2 separate regions of the Homo sapiens genome follow, and region 2 is linked to region 1. A link is a contact called in ENCODE Hi-C or POLR2A ChIA-PET data. All regions are on one chromosome and are shown on one strand. Each heading gives the region's core, a stretch centred on a gene start or an enhancer-like site at or near the end of the contact. The rest is flanking DNA. Distances are from core to core; before and after follow the strand shown.

Evidence for each region. Hi-C counts contacts between places; a loop is a spot of excess contacts on that map. ChIA-PET counts read pairs that join two places held with the same protein, here RNA polymerase II (POLR2A). Pooled maps may share reads with other maps.
Region 2: a loop to region 1 is called in a pooled map, with 5 times the contacts of the local background. The contact joins two enhancer-like sites. A Hi-C loop is called at or near these places in 1 of 168 maps with a recorded cell type or tissue (psoas muscle) and 2 of 50 pooled maps. POLR2A ChIA-PET finds 5 or more read pairs at or near these places in 3 of 52 experiments (BJ, H1 and OCI-LY7).

What each region holds. Positions count from the first base shown.
Region 1 is chr6:5,902,281-5,908,813 of GRCh38, reverse strand. All of the region lies in intron 1 of LOC107986516 (a long non-coding RNA gene), which reads right to left. Among named protein-coding and RNA genes, the nearest start is that of NRN1, 100 kb to the left of the region's middle. RefSeq lists an enhancer at 2,087-3,286. Within about 2 kb of position 2,918, at least 6 of the 41 ENCODE cell types and tissues checked have a DNase peak (open chromatin) inside an H3K27ac peak, as active enhancers do.
Region 2 is chr6:5,967,233-5,974,202 of GRCh38, reverse strand. It overlaps the pseudogene PKMP5. Among named protein-coding and RNA genes, the nearest start is that of NRN1, 36 kb to the left of the region's middle. Within about 2 kb of position 5,167, at least 3 of the 41 ENCODE cell types and tissues checked have a DNase peak (open chromatin) inside an H3K27ac peak, as active enhancers do.

The DNA of each region.
Region 1 (6,533 bases), core at 1,669-4,168:
ATGGGACTCAGCGGACATGCTTGCTTAAATGCAGATCACTGGGCCACTCTCCCAAAGATTTTGATTTAGTAGTACTGGCATGAGACCCAGGAATCTGCCTCGAAGATTCACATGCATCTCTGTACTGCTCACTGAATAGAGCAGGGAGTTATTCTTTTTTAGTTCAGCTATACAAATGGAAACAGCATCTTGTGGATGGACATGAATAAGATTAACTCAGAAAAACCCAAGACCAAAAAGATCAATTTGTGTCCCCACCAATGGTCTCAGCTGAACAATTCTGCAGGAGGCCAGCTTAATTAAACTACAACATGATGGCAAGAGCTAAGTGGTTAAAGAAAAATTACCAACATATCCTTTTCCTACCTAGTGTTTACTGTGCGGTACTAAAAGAAATCACAGTTTTCTCAACCTCTTCAAAGCAGAGGCTGGGGCTGGGCATAACAGCAGGTGCATTTATCAGTTGAGGTCAAGACAAACACAGGGATGGCATCAATTGGTGTGAACAATTTTCTTGGGTGATCTGGGCCAACCAGCCCAGTATTTGGGGATTAAGCACATAGGTTTTAGGGTTTGACCAACCCAAATTTCGTTTCTGGCTTCCTGAACAATCAGCTGTACTACCTTAAGCTGCTCAGCCTCTGTTTCTCCATATTTAGGATGAGGATACTAATAGAACCCATTTCATGAAGTGAGTATTCGATTCGAGAATGTCCGCAATCCACTTATTCCTGGTATGCAGCAAGTGCTCAACAAGTGGTCAGTTTGATTATCATAGTTATCATCTTCAAGTTCTTTTCTGCCTTAATTACCTACTCGATTTTGCTTATACAAAAAAGCCACTGTTAGGACTTCTTTTTTCTATTAATGTTTCCTGGAATGCATCCAGTGTTCTCCCCTATGATACATCCAGTATTCCATTCATGAGAAGTGACCTTCAGCCCTCAGCCTTGATGTGACAGCTGAGCTCTTCGAGTGGTCAATCTGCCCATACCTCCAAGTCCTAATGCCACTGCACTTAAAGCCTATGGCCTGCTTTGGGTTGTGTCAGAGACTTTCCTTACCCCTGGTTGTTATGCTGAGTGTGCAGAGCATAGTATATGCTCAAGAAAAACTTGTTGAGTGTAAATTCGTACGTAAAGCCCTGTATTTCAGGAATTACCCAGAGGCCCTGTGATTCCCATAATAGGAGATACATAAGAAAGTGGGATATTTTTCTTTCTAACTTTTATTTTAGGTTCAAGAATACACATGCAGGTTTGTTACATGGGTAAACTGCATGTTGCAGGGGTTTTGTCTCCCAGGTAATCAGCATAATACCCAATAGGAATACCGGATAGGTAGTTTTTCTATCCTCATTCTCCTCCCACTCTTCACCCTCAAGTAGGCTCCAGAGTCTGTTGTTCCCTTCTTTATGTCCATGCGTTCTCAATGTTTAGCTCCCACTTGTAAGTGATAGCATGTTGTATTTGGTTTTCTGTCCCTGCATTAGTTTCCTTAAAATCATGCCCTCCAGCTCCATCCATCTTGCTTCAAAGGATATGATTGCATGCTTTTTCGTGGCTGGATACTATTCCATGGTGCCAGTGTACCGCATTTTCTTTATCTAGTCCTCTGCTGATGGGCATCTAGGTTGATTTCTTGTCTCTGCTACTGTGGACAGTCCTGTGATGAACACATGCATGCATGTGTCTTTATGGTAGCAAGTGGGTTTCACTGGAACTTGATTGCTATGACTCTATAGAAATGATAGTAATATTTAATGCAGAGTAAGGGTAATTTGTGTCAATGTAAAGTCTGAACAAAATTGGGTCTTGGGTAAAATTTTTCAAAAAATATTTAAAATGTGTTCCCTGATGTTGGGACACCTACTCAGATGTCAGTAGGAGAAATGAGAGGTTGGCCTTGCTGGCCTTCACCTACTGGCCTTGGCTGTTACCCTGGTGCAGTATTTTGCCTGGGGTTTGAGATTCCTGACAATAAATTATTACCTGCCAGATGTCTCATAAAAATAAAAAATGATTTTATGAAGAAACCCAAGATCTCATCAGCCTTTTGAACGGACACCAAAGTCCTTTTAGCCCTTTTCCCTTATAAGGGAAAGCCACATAAGATGCAACCTTCTGAGTGGCCCCAATGTGGCAGCATTAAGAGTGTGGGCTCTGAAATCCAGCTGTAGTTTTCATTGCCTGTGTGAGCCTGGGCTGTTCACTTAATTTCCCAGCATCTCAGTTTCCACATCTGTAAAATCTGATGAATGAATGTAACATACTTACATATTGCATGGTAATGTTTGCTGTTATTCCTTGGCAGGCTGATACCCGCCTGTATCAGCCATGGTCCAGTTCCAGGAATAGGAAACCACTTCAGCTATTTTTAAGGAAAGAAAATGTAATGCATTGGAAGGGCTGGAGGAAGGACTCCAGGAGATGGCCTTGGAACTGCTGAGCTCAAGAGTAAGAAGCCACAGCTGAGATGCAGAGATCGGGAAGCGAGTGATCCCACCACTAGGAAGCCGAGGACCAGACAGAGCTGAGCTGGTCACCACAGCCACAAGAATGCCTTTCAGATCCATGAAGACAAGTCTGGACATGCTTCACAGGCCCGTCTGTGATGGCCCCAGCGGTCCCTGCCTTCAGGTGTCCACGCCCTTGTGTAGCCTCCTCCCACATGGTACCAGGGATGGTCTGTGTGAGCAACAGAATACAGCAGAAGTGAGGGTGTGCCACTTATAAGACTGGGTTTCAGAAGACACTGTGACTTCTATCTCAGTAAGGGACTCATAGTCTGTTTCTCTCCCAGGTCTTTTGTTCTGGGGGAAACCGGTTGCCTTGTCTTGAGGACACTCAGGCGGCCCTGGGGAGAAGCCCACGTGGTGAGGAACTGAGGCCTCCTGCCAACAACCGTGTGAGTAAGCGTGGAGGCAGCTTCTCCAGCTGACAGCTGACTACAGCCTCGTGAGAGGCCCTGGGCCAGAACCACCCAGTTAAGCTGCTCCCAGACTGCTGACCCACAGAACCAGGGGAGAGAAGAAATGTTTACTATAGTGAGCTGCTGACTTCTGGAGCAATTTGTTACTCAGCAATAGATAAATAATACAGCATCTAACTGGGAAGACTTAATTCGCCTCCCAATCCTGGCAGCAGGGAATGTGAGGCATAGATTTTAGCCTTCCAGTGCTGCGGCGCAGAGCAGTCCATGAGGAGGAGGGGCTGGCTGCTGAATGGTCTAATCCACAGAACGTGCCACACCATTTTCTACCAGGGAGGCTGACGTGGATAGTGTTTTTAAGAAGCAAGGGATCTGATAACCAACATATTCCAGAGAACTCCCTCTTGCCAGAATCTTGTCCGCCTTCATTCACCATTACAAATGAAGTCCTTCTTTTTTTGTGATGATTGGCATTCACCAACAGTTTGCCTCTTTCCCTCGATGACACAGAGAGAAGAGAATTCTTTCTGTATCACATAGAGCTTTCACAAAGAATGTCTCAGGATTCTCTGCTAAGCAGAACCCTTTCCTCTTAGGGGCTTACAGTGAAGTGCAAACACTGTAGCAACATAAAGAAACCTGTGCAAGACAACAGCCTGGGACATGAAGCCCTGCTTGGAGGCTAGTAGCAGACCCATTTGACCGGACCCACTTTGGCTATTGTTGAACAATTCTTGAGCAGTTTCAGCGACCCTCTGCCCACACCACCTGAGGTGGATCCTGAAGGGATCCAAATTACCCTATTTAAAGGGGAAATTGTTTTCCTTGGTGATTCTCAGAAGTACACGAAGGAAAAGTCTATGCTTTATAAAAGCTAATGCATGGCCTTTGCAAGTTCCCACACAAGGAAGTAACTGAGGCAGGTGCTAGTTGCAACAACAGAGACATGTGTGCCTTTGTTTTCCAGAAACCACGAGAGCCATTTAACAGGGAAAGGGTGTACTGGGACTGGACCTTGGCTTGGGGGACCAAGGCAGGGCTCCGTATGGAGGCAGTAAGACAGGTAATTCTCAGAGGGTTAGTGTGGAGATCATTAGTAGCTTTTCTCTGAGAAATTAACAGAAGGGGCAAGAGTGTGAAAATGTCCCAGGGTAGATGCTGTCCGTGAGTGAGAGTGCTGAATAGCCAATGATTTATTAAGTGACCTTTAGAAGAGTTAAGCAGGGTGACAAGCGCATTTAATTTGCACTTAGGGCTTGTGTTTCTTTAAACATGGAGTATTACTAGAGGAACTTTTCTTATCTAAAAAACTATATGGTTTGGGAAAAGTAAAGATAAGTAAATATTATATAATTTTCTGACTCTCTTAGTTTTTTTTATAACTACAAAAAGCTTAGCCCAAATCTACCCTGGACACAGTTATCAGTTTATCAGGTGGCTCTCTGTCCCTGACTAGTGTGTTCTGACTTCATTCAATACACACACACACACACACACATCAACACTCTAAACGGATCCTTGGGCTCAGAGTTTTGAATTGCTGAGCATCAGCTGGTGAGCAAACACTCTGAGATGTTCTGTGCTGTGCTTCTGCCAGTTCAGTTTCTGCAGTGTTGCTATCCTTAGGCTTCACATGGGGCCACTTCATTGTACTTGAACCCCATTCTGTCTTAAAGCTGGTGGAAAGTGGGAAATTTAGTTATTGGCCTCCTAAACTTAACATATTTGTGGCAAAGATGAAAATTATTGAGTGGTTCCAAAGCAGTGAATCCTAATCTTTCATCAGACACTTCTTGTGCTTAATCGAATTGATTCTGTGTTCAATTTGAAATCAAATAACAATATTAGAGAAGATTATTAAAAGTCAAAATATAAAAAGCAAGTATGGTAGGAGAATTTCTAATTTTTTGATCTTTGAAAGAGGAACATGATTTATAAAGTATAGCATTGTTAGAATCTCAGAACAAGAGGAATACCTTATATATAAATACTGGGACTAACAGGTGGACAACTCTCCAGAGACAGTTTTTTCATAGCCATGGCACAAATCGAAACTCCTCTGATGCTTTTCAGAGCTGAGAAACATCACTGAGATTAAAAATTATAATTTAGAGCAGACCTCGATGCATGATCATCAAGATGTCAAGCAAAAAACAGGCCTGGGCGCTGTTGACCTCCTTGTCTCTCTCTCTCTCACTCTCACTCACTCTTTCCCTCTCTCTCTCTCCCTTTAAAAATTCTAAAACACCTACTTCTTCAGTTACACATATACTCATTGATATGGGCTAGTTGGAGATGGAGACATTCACGTAGACATAGACATTGGTATACATATAAATATACATGTACATACAGTAAAGTCTTCTGCTCACTTTCTCCCATTCCAATCAGGGAAGTTATTTAATTGGTGAAATTTTAGAAGCTGTTGAATGATGGAACAATGGGCCAGGCACGGTGGCTCACGCCTGTAATCCTAGCACTTTGGGAGGCCAAGGCAGGAGGATCACTTGAGGTCAGGAGTTCGAAATCACCCTGGCCAACATGGTGAAACCCTGTTTGTACTAAAAATATTTTAAAAATTGGCCAGACATGGTGGCAGGTGCCTGTAATCCCAGCCACTTGGCAAGCTGAGACAGCAGAATCGCTGGAACCCAGGAGGCGGAGGTTGCAGTGAGCCAAGATCACGCCACTGCCCTCCAGCCTGGGCAACAAGAGCGAAACTCCATCTTGGAAAAAAAAATGATACAACAATGTAGCTTGTGGGTGGGAATAGGGAAATAATATTGCAAGCAAGGTCCAGAATAATGCTTGTGTCTATAATAGGGTCCCTTCTCTTTCTTGGCTCAGTTGAAGACTGCATTGGTATGCCTAAGATCTGCACACATCTGGAAGACAACCAGAGAACACAAGTCTTTTAGAAATTCATGAGGCCTTAGAGACTGATATGGCCTGCCCTCTCCCTGTCTCCCATTAGCTCTTGTTTTTTAATAATAATAGAAACTCAGTGTTTGTGCCCTTTGATGTGAAATTTCTTGCTGTGGTCATCTTGATTAAGGGAAGGATGCTATACACACACGATTTAATGTACAAAGATGTTCATCCTGGCCTCATTTACAGTGACAAACAATAAAGATAAAAGTAAACAACCTAAGAGTCTCCAGTAGATTCAGGGATGCTCATGAATCATTCATGTTATTTTAGGCGCTTCTGGTTCTAAGATAAACTCAGACCAGTGGGAATCGGGGAGTTATATTAAAATGTCCTTGGGGTTGTAGGTGTAACAACAAAGAACAGGAGCTGGGCTTGGCCAGGCCCCAGGAGAACAGGAGCTTGTCCAAGGCAGTCCCAGGGGCTTTAGGGGCATGAAATTAAGGCTCATCACCATACTGTTCTGTCATTAATGAGTACTAGCGACTCTTTCCCTCTCTGTTTCAATCCCAACTTCCTGAGTAAAACTGACTTCCTTATCTACCACCTGGAATCTCTTCTCTCCACCTCACAGCTTCTGCTTTTCTTGATGATAGTTTTAACTTATTTATGCTATTCATCGTTTTTGGTTCCTTATGACTTTGACTTGCTGTGACCCATCATGATGTCACTGG
Region 2 (6,970 bases), core at 3,918-6,417, 63 kb before region 1:
CCGGGCTCTCCCGCCACAGCAGGCTCTAAAAACAGCCACGTTTCAGCGAGGCATAAATCTTCTTCCCTGGTGTTCCAGCCCACCAGTGCCACACTACAGCCCAGAGTGAGCTCTATAAGCATTGCTGGCCTAATGGATGCATTGGGGGAAGGGGGTGGGACAGGGGCTGGAGGAAGAGCTCTGGAGTCCATCACAGCACAGGAATAACACACAGGGTGGTGGAGAAGCCAGGGCCAGGGTGTCACCAGGTCAGCACAATGACCACATCATCCTTCTTGAAGAAGCCTCAGGCCTTACCAACATTCATGGCCAAGTTCACTCGGAGGTCCACATCCTCAGCCTAGGGCTCCTGGATGGGGTCCTTACACAGCACAGGGAAGATACCACGGTACAGGTGGGCCTGGCGAGCTGCCTGGGGATGCCATGTCACAACAATCATGGGGGCACGTGGGCAGTATCTGGCCACCTGGTGGGCACACCTGCAGACTTGGTGAGGACGATTATGGCCCCACTGCAGCACTTGAAGGAGGCCTCCACAGTGCCCATGGCAGTAGCTTCTGCGGGGTCACTGGTAATGGGTGCCAGGTGGCAGAACTCCTCAAATAATTGCAAGTGGTAGATGGTGGCCTCTGCCTCACAGGCAATCAGGTGCTGCATGTGCACAGCCTCCAGAGGATAGTTCCCTTTGGCTGTTTCTCCAGACAGCATGATGCAGTCAGCTTCCACCAGAACTGCATTGGCCACACCACTGCCCTCAGCCCAAGTGGGGTGGAGCTTCTTGATCACATCCTCTAGCATCTGAGTGGCAAGATGACAGGCTTCCCAGCTTGGTTGCACCACCCAATCATCATCCTCTGAGCAAGGCAGACCTTCCCTGCAGGAATCTCATCTCGACGGCTTGTGGTGGATCACCACGAGCTACCATAATCCCATCGCTGGCCTCCAGGATTTCATCAAACCTCCAACCCCCATCATGATTCTCAATTTTGCTGGTTATCTTGCTGTTCTTTCCTTTCTCTCCCAAGACCTTCCTAACTTCATGGACATCAGATGTCTTGCAGATGAATGATGAAAACATCATATCGACATCTTGCTCGCCCCCAAACTTCAGGTCCTGGATGTCCTTCTCCAACATGGCAGACAGGTCCACGGCAGCCCCAGGAAGGTTCACACTCTTCTTGCTGCCCAAGGAGCCACCATTTTCCACCTCTGTCACCAGAAAGTGAGCATCCTTCTGCTTCACTTGGAGAGAAATTAGCCCATCATCCACGTAGATCTTGCAGCCCACTTCCACCACCTTGCAGATGTTCTTGTAGTCCCGCCACAGGATGTTCTCTTACCCTTTTCCATGTAGGTATTATCCAGCGTGAACTTGAGAGTGGCTCCCTTCTTCAGCTCCACCTCTGCAGTGCCGCTGCCCTTGACGGGCCCAGTTGGGATCTCAGGTCCTTTAGTGTCTGGAGCCACAGCAATGGGCTGGTAGAGGATGGAGTCAGAAGCAAAGCTTTCCGTGGCTGTGCGCACGTTCTTGATGGTCTCTGTATGGTACTCATGGGCTCCATGAGAGTTCAGATGAGCCACATTAATTCCAGACTTAATCGTTTTCTTCAGCATCTCTAGCAATGGAGAAGCTGGGCCCATAGTACAGATGATGCCAGTGCTCCAGGCTGTGATGGGTGGCGAGTCAGTGTCCAGGCAGCACATGTGCTCCAAGAATGTGTCAGCCATGGCTGCGTGCAGCTGCTGGGTCTGAATGAAGGCAGCCCTGGCTTCACTATGGGGCTTCAACATGGCTTCTGAGGTCCTCCAGTGCTGACCGACTTGGGCTACGCTGCAAACGCAGAGAGGTCAGGAGCCCCGGGATGTGCAGCAGCTGTGCCCACTTTCATTTCTAATTATAGAAATTTGAGTGGTCTTTTTTCCTTAATTCATGTAGCTAAAGGTTTGTCAATTATGTTGATCTTTTCAAATAACCAACTTTTTTTGATTTTTTTGATTTTTCGTATTATTTTTCTATTTTCCAGTTCATTTATCTCTGCTCTAGTTTTTCTTAAGGAAAATATATTTTTTAAAACATAAATTAGCTTTCTTTATTGTTAGTTACTAACTTTGAAAGTTTTATTCTTTTTTAAGGAAACATTTTTAAAAACATAAATTAGCTTTCTTTATTGTTCGCTACTAATTTTGAAAGTTTTATTCTGCATATGGTAACATGGTACACAATTATTTTTAAAAATTTCAATCTCCACAAATGCTTGTGTTTGAAAATCATCTTGTTCTTCTTCTCTAAATCCTTATGCAGCTGGAATCTATTTTATCATTTTAACTTTATTTTTTATCTTATTTTATTTTATTAAAGATTCAGGGGTTCCATGTGCAGGTTTGTTACACAGATATATTGCATAATGCTGGGGTTTGGAATTCTAGTGAACCCATCACCTAAACAGTGAACATAGTACTCTACAGGTATTTGGAAAGGAATTTTTAGTGAGAGAGATAATAAGACATTTTATGCTAATGTCAATGATCCCAAAGAGAAGAAAAATTAATGATGTAGCAAAAGGATTTCTGGAAGAATGTTTCTGGGTTTGTTAGAGGAGGTGTCGTTTAGCATGAAGTGGTAGGATGGTTTTGATAAGAGCATCGATAGGAAATCTGAGGTCCTGGGTGGGAAGGCAGAGAAAGTGGGTACAGATAGGTGAGCAAATGTCAGGGCAATTACTGCTGCAAGAGAATCATTACTTCTGTGTGCCTTCCTTATCTCTATAGCTATACTCTGGGGTGGGATAGAAAAGAAACAGAATAGGAGGCAGGAACTGGCTTTATTATTTCTCCAGCTGGGAAATCTGCAGTGTGCCCAGCAGTCCATAATGGAACATGGGCCAAGGTTGTGGGGTGATGTAATTCATGAAGGACATGATTTCCAAATGGCATCAAGAGATGGTCATTGTGTGAGTGTGTGTGAAAGGTGTCAAACCTAAACATTTGAAATAGATGACAGTATGTGCTTCTTTATTATTTTAAAAATATTATTTAGGGTCCTCAAACAAGAGAACTAACTTAGATGTCTCATCCTCTGATAGGTCCTACCTGCCTTACACGCTAACTTGATCATCTTTCTCACATTGAATTATAGTGAACAATGACTAAAGTTTAGCTGGTTTTTTACTGGCTTGTCTTGTAAAGGTCCCAGGGCCTGCATAGGATTGTCACAGAATGGGGCTGAGGTATGTGCCTTCAGCCTAGCTACCTCATTCCTCTATGCCATGGAGGGAGAGGACTCACTACCATTTCACACATTTCTCTACCCTCTGTTTCCTGTGGGTTATATAAGATCTGGTGGCTTGATTAGCTTCAGATTCCATCTAGATGGTGCTAGTATTGTGTATTTTGTGACATCTGGGATACATCATGTCTGCCAGTTCCACTGTTCCATTTCCAGTAGGCTAAGGTTGACCAGTGGGTTCATGGATACCCATCTGTTAGCAAGGCCTCGCTCAACCTTCACTTCATGGTTTTGATAGCCATTGATGATCATTCCTGATACCATTATTTCAATGAGTTGCAAATTGGTGATTTTCTAATTCTAACATTCCTCCTCCATTATCGATTGTGATTTTTTTTTTTTTTCTTTTTGAGACGGAGTTTTGCTCTTGTTGCCCAGGCTGGAGTGCAATGGCACTATCTGGGCTCACCACAACCTCCACCTCCGGGGTTCAAGCAATTCTCCTGCCTCAGCCTCCCGAGTAGCTGGGATTACAGGCATGCACCACCACACCTGGCTACTTTTGTATTTTTAGTAGAGGCAGTGCTTCTCCATGTTGGGTCAGGCTAGTCTCGAACTCCTGACCTTAGAGGTGATCTGCCCACCTTGGCCTCCCAAAGTGCTGGGATTACAGGCATGAGCCACCGCGCCCGGCCAATTGTGATTTTTCTATAAATGAAAACTTTTCTTCATGAGCTACTTGGTTTCTCTGAAAAAAAAAATGAATACAGAAGAAACAGGATGGATGTTTTATTCCTTTCCTCTATTCATCAGTCTTCAGAATAATGACTTGGTGCCCAAGCAACTCCCAAAGGTAGTTAACCACTGAGTTGCGTGTTGCGGTTTTTGTGAGAGGGTGGTATGGTGTATTATTATAAACTCTTGGATTTTTATATGCTTGACATTTTCAATCCATTTCAGCCATTATTCTTTTTTATCCAAATTATCCATCTCTAGCCAGTGAGTATCATTTCAAGTTGATGCATGTGTCCTTTCAACATGACCCCAGGAATCTAATCTTTGACTGCTTCTTTTCTTTCTGTCTCAATTTATGCATTTCCTGCCCCAGACCTGGAAATGGCTACTTTTCTAAGGAGCCCTGGTACCTTTTTGTGAAAGGTATATAAAGTCCACATTCTGAGTGTCTGTAAAGTCTTCTAAGTTGTTTTCTAGGTTCTACTCCCCCCCTCACAGATCTACCATAAGTAGCATTCCCATATGAAAATTCCTGGACCCCTGGTGGGATAGATCATCCCGCTGCTAAAGACCTTTCAGCAAACTTTTGGGGCCAACAGCATACAAGCCATTCACATCAGCTAAGACATTCCTGCCCCTGGCCCTGCTTTTTCTCTCACTGCAGCTTTGCAAGAACACTAGGATACAGGATACAGCCAGGCAGCCCTGGCTCCTGGAGAACTTCATGCCACCCTATATGTGTCATGGTTGGGGTTGAGCCAGAGTCAAGCCAGAGAATGGGGTGTGGGACACGACAGCACCAGGGTTGGTCCCATCTCTATCATTTGCAAGCTGGGTGATTTCGAGTTCATCATCTCTCCCTCAGTGCCTGCAGGCTCCTCATTTACAGAAAAGGAGAGGAAAACAACAACCTCACAGGGTCATTGTGAAGATTAACTGGGACCTACATACAGCACCGAACCCAGGACACTAAAAGACCATAAATAATAGTTTCCTGCCCTTTCCCAGATCACTTACCCTCAGTTATATAATCAGATGGTTCAGAATCTAAAAATTCTGAGTTCTTCCTAAAGTGCTGCAGCTATTTTTACCTGTCCTTTCACAAAAGGTTACAGTCCTGTCCTGTTGTCGGGGAGAGGGCAGCCCTGAGTCACTTCCTCCCTCCCTGTGCTGGTCCTTCTGTGCCGAGCTGGACCAAGGCCAGGCTGCTCACCGAGAGCTGCCCATGCCACGACGGCTTATGCTCGCTGACATTCAGGAGGGTTTCTGTAAAACCACGGGCTTTGCAGGAGACTGGGCTGATCTCCCACTTCCTGAATTGGTCATGCACTTTTACTTCCCTGACATCCTTTTTCTGAAATTGATCAATGTTTCTCCCAAAGTCAGCAATAACTAGCAGGTGGTTGATATTCAGATTTGAGGCTGATGTCTTCGGACTTCAAACAAGTGATAAGACTCTTTCCTTTGAAAGACAAAAATGTATGTATAGCTGTGATCCACAGCTTGACAGCACCTCGGGATGACCAGAGGAGCTTAAAAATAGGGATGCCTGCATCCCACTCCAGAGGCTCTGACATAATTGGTCTGGGGTGTGGCCTGGGCATTGGGGGTAGTTTATAAACACCCCCAGGTGATTCTAATGTGCAATGAAGGGTGAGAATGGGTAAAAAGTAAGTGCTTAGGTAAGTGCAGTTTCTCTGCCCCCAAGCAGGTGTCTTATCAGCTGGCGAGCCACAAAGTAAAGTTGGCCTTTTTTTTTTTTTTTTTTTGCATGACAACTTTTTTTATATATACTTTAAGTTCTAGGGTACATGTGCACAATGTGCAGGTTTGTTACATAGGTATACATGTGCCATGTTGGTTTGCTGCACCCATCAACTCATCATTTACATTAGGTATTTCTCCTAATGCTATCCCTCCCCCAGCCCCCCACCAATGTAAAAATGGCCTTTCTCTGGCTTTCAGGACTCTCCCGTGTGTCATGCCTACAGGTGAGTCAAAAATGAAAGCACCTGCCAAGTTACAGAAGGTTTATGAGCCATGCCAAAGGGTCTGGGCTAGCTCTTGCTAAAACCCTTGTCCAAGAGTTTTCAGCAGAATGAAAAGTTGGTCAGGTTTGCGTTGTAGGAAATATTGCCTGGCAGCACTGAAGAGAATGAATCTGAGTGGCGATGGTCACAGGAAGCTAAGAGACCACTGAGGTCCCAGCAAGAAGGTAAGAACCTGAAAAAATGCAAGTACCATAGCAGAAGGCCAGGGCATGGAGAAGAAGAAAGAGGGGGCTTCTCCTCTTCCCAGTGGTGCTGGCCCAGGACTCTTGGCCTCTCTACACTGAGCCCATTCTCCCTGTTGCCTTGTGATTTGTTGGACTTTTGTGTGCAGGCCTCAGTGTCTCCACTGACTTGTTTCTTACTCGTAATAATGACTCACATTAATTATGCTTTGGCTGTGGGCCAGCCACCCACTCAGAACATCTCACTTTACCAATAAGAAGACTAAAGCTTAGAAAGGTTAAGTGATTTGCCCAAGGTCACACAGCCAGTAGGAAGTGAAGGCAGATACAGAGGCAGATTTCTGACCAGTAATCTACCCATTTCCACTTCTACCTGTACTGCCTCTGTGCTTCTCCCCTGGCTGAGGCCACCTCCTTTTGAATTGAGCCTCAGAACCTGCCGCACCCACAGGCTCTTTCCAACTTTCTATCCTGGGGCCTCCTGGTCAGCCTGACCTTGGAGTCTTGGTGCTCACAAGAAGGAGAGGGTCCAGCTTGTGGTTCCATTGACTTGATTGACCAACCTCTTAAAATAGTTCTAATTTACATTATTTCAACTCCTACTGCCTCATAGCTAAAAAAGACCCCCTGGTCCCTTAAGTTTCTCACATGCTAAAGTATTAAAACTCCATAAATTCCCCTTTTTTTTTCAGAGAAAATTTTTTAAAATAGTATTTATAAAAAACTTAACCTTTGTGAACGGGTCAGAGTTACAGGCTGTAGGTGTGAGTAGTTTA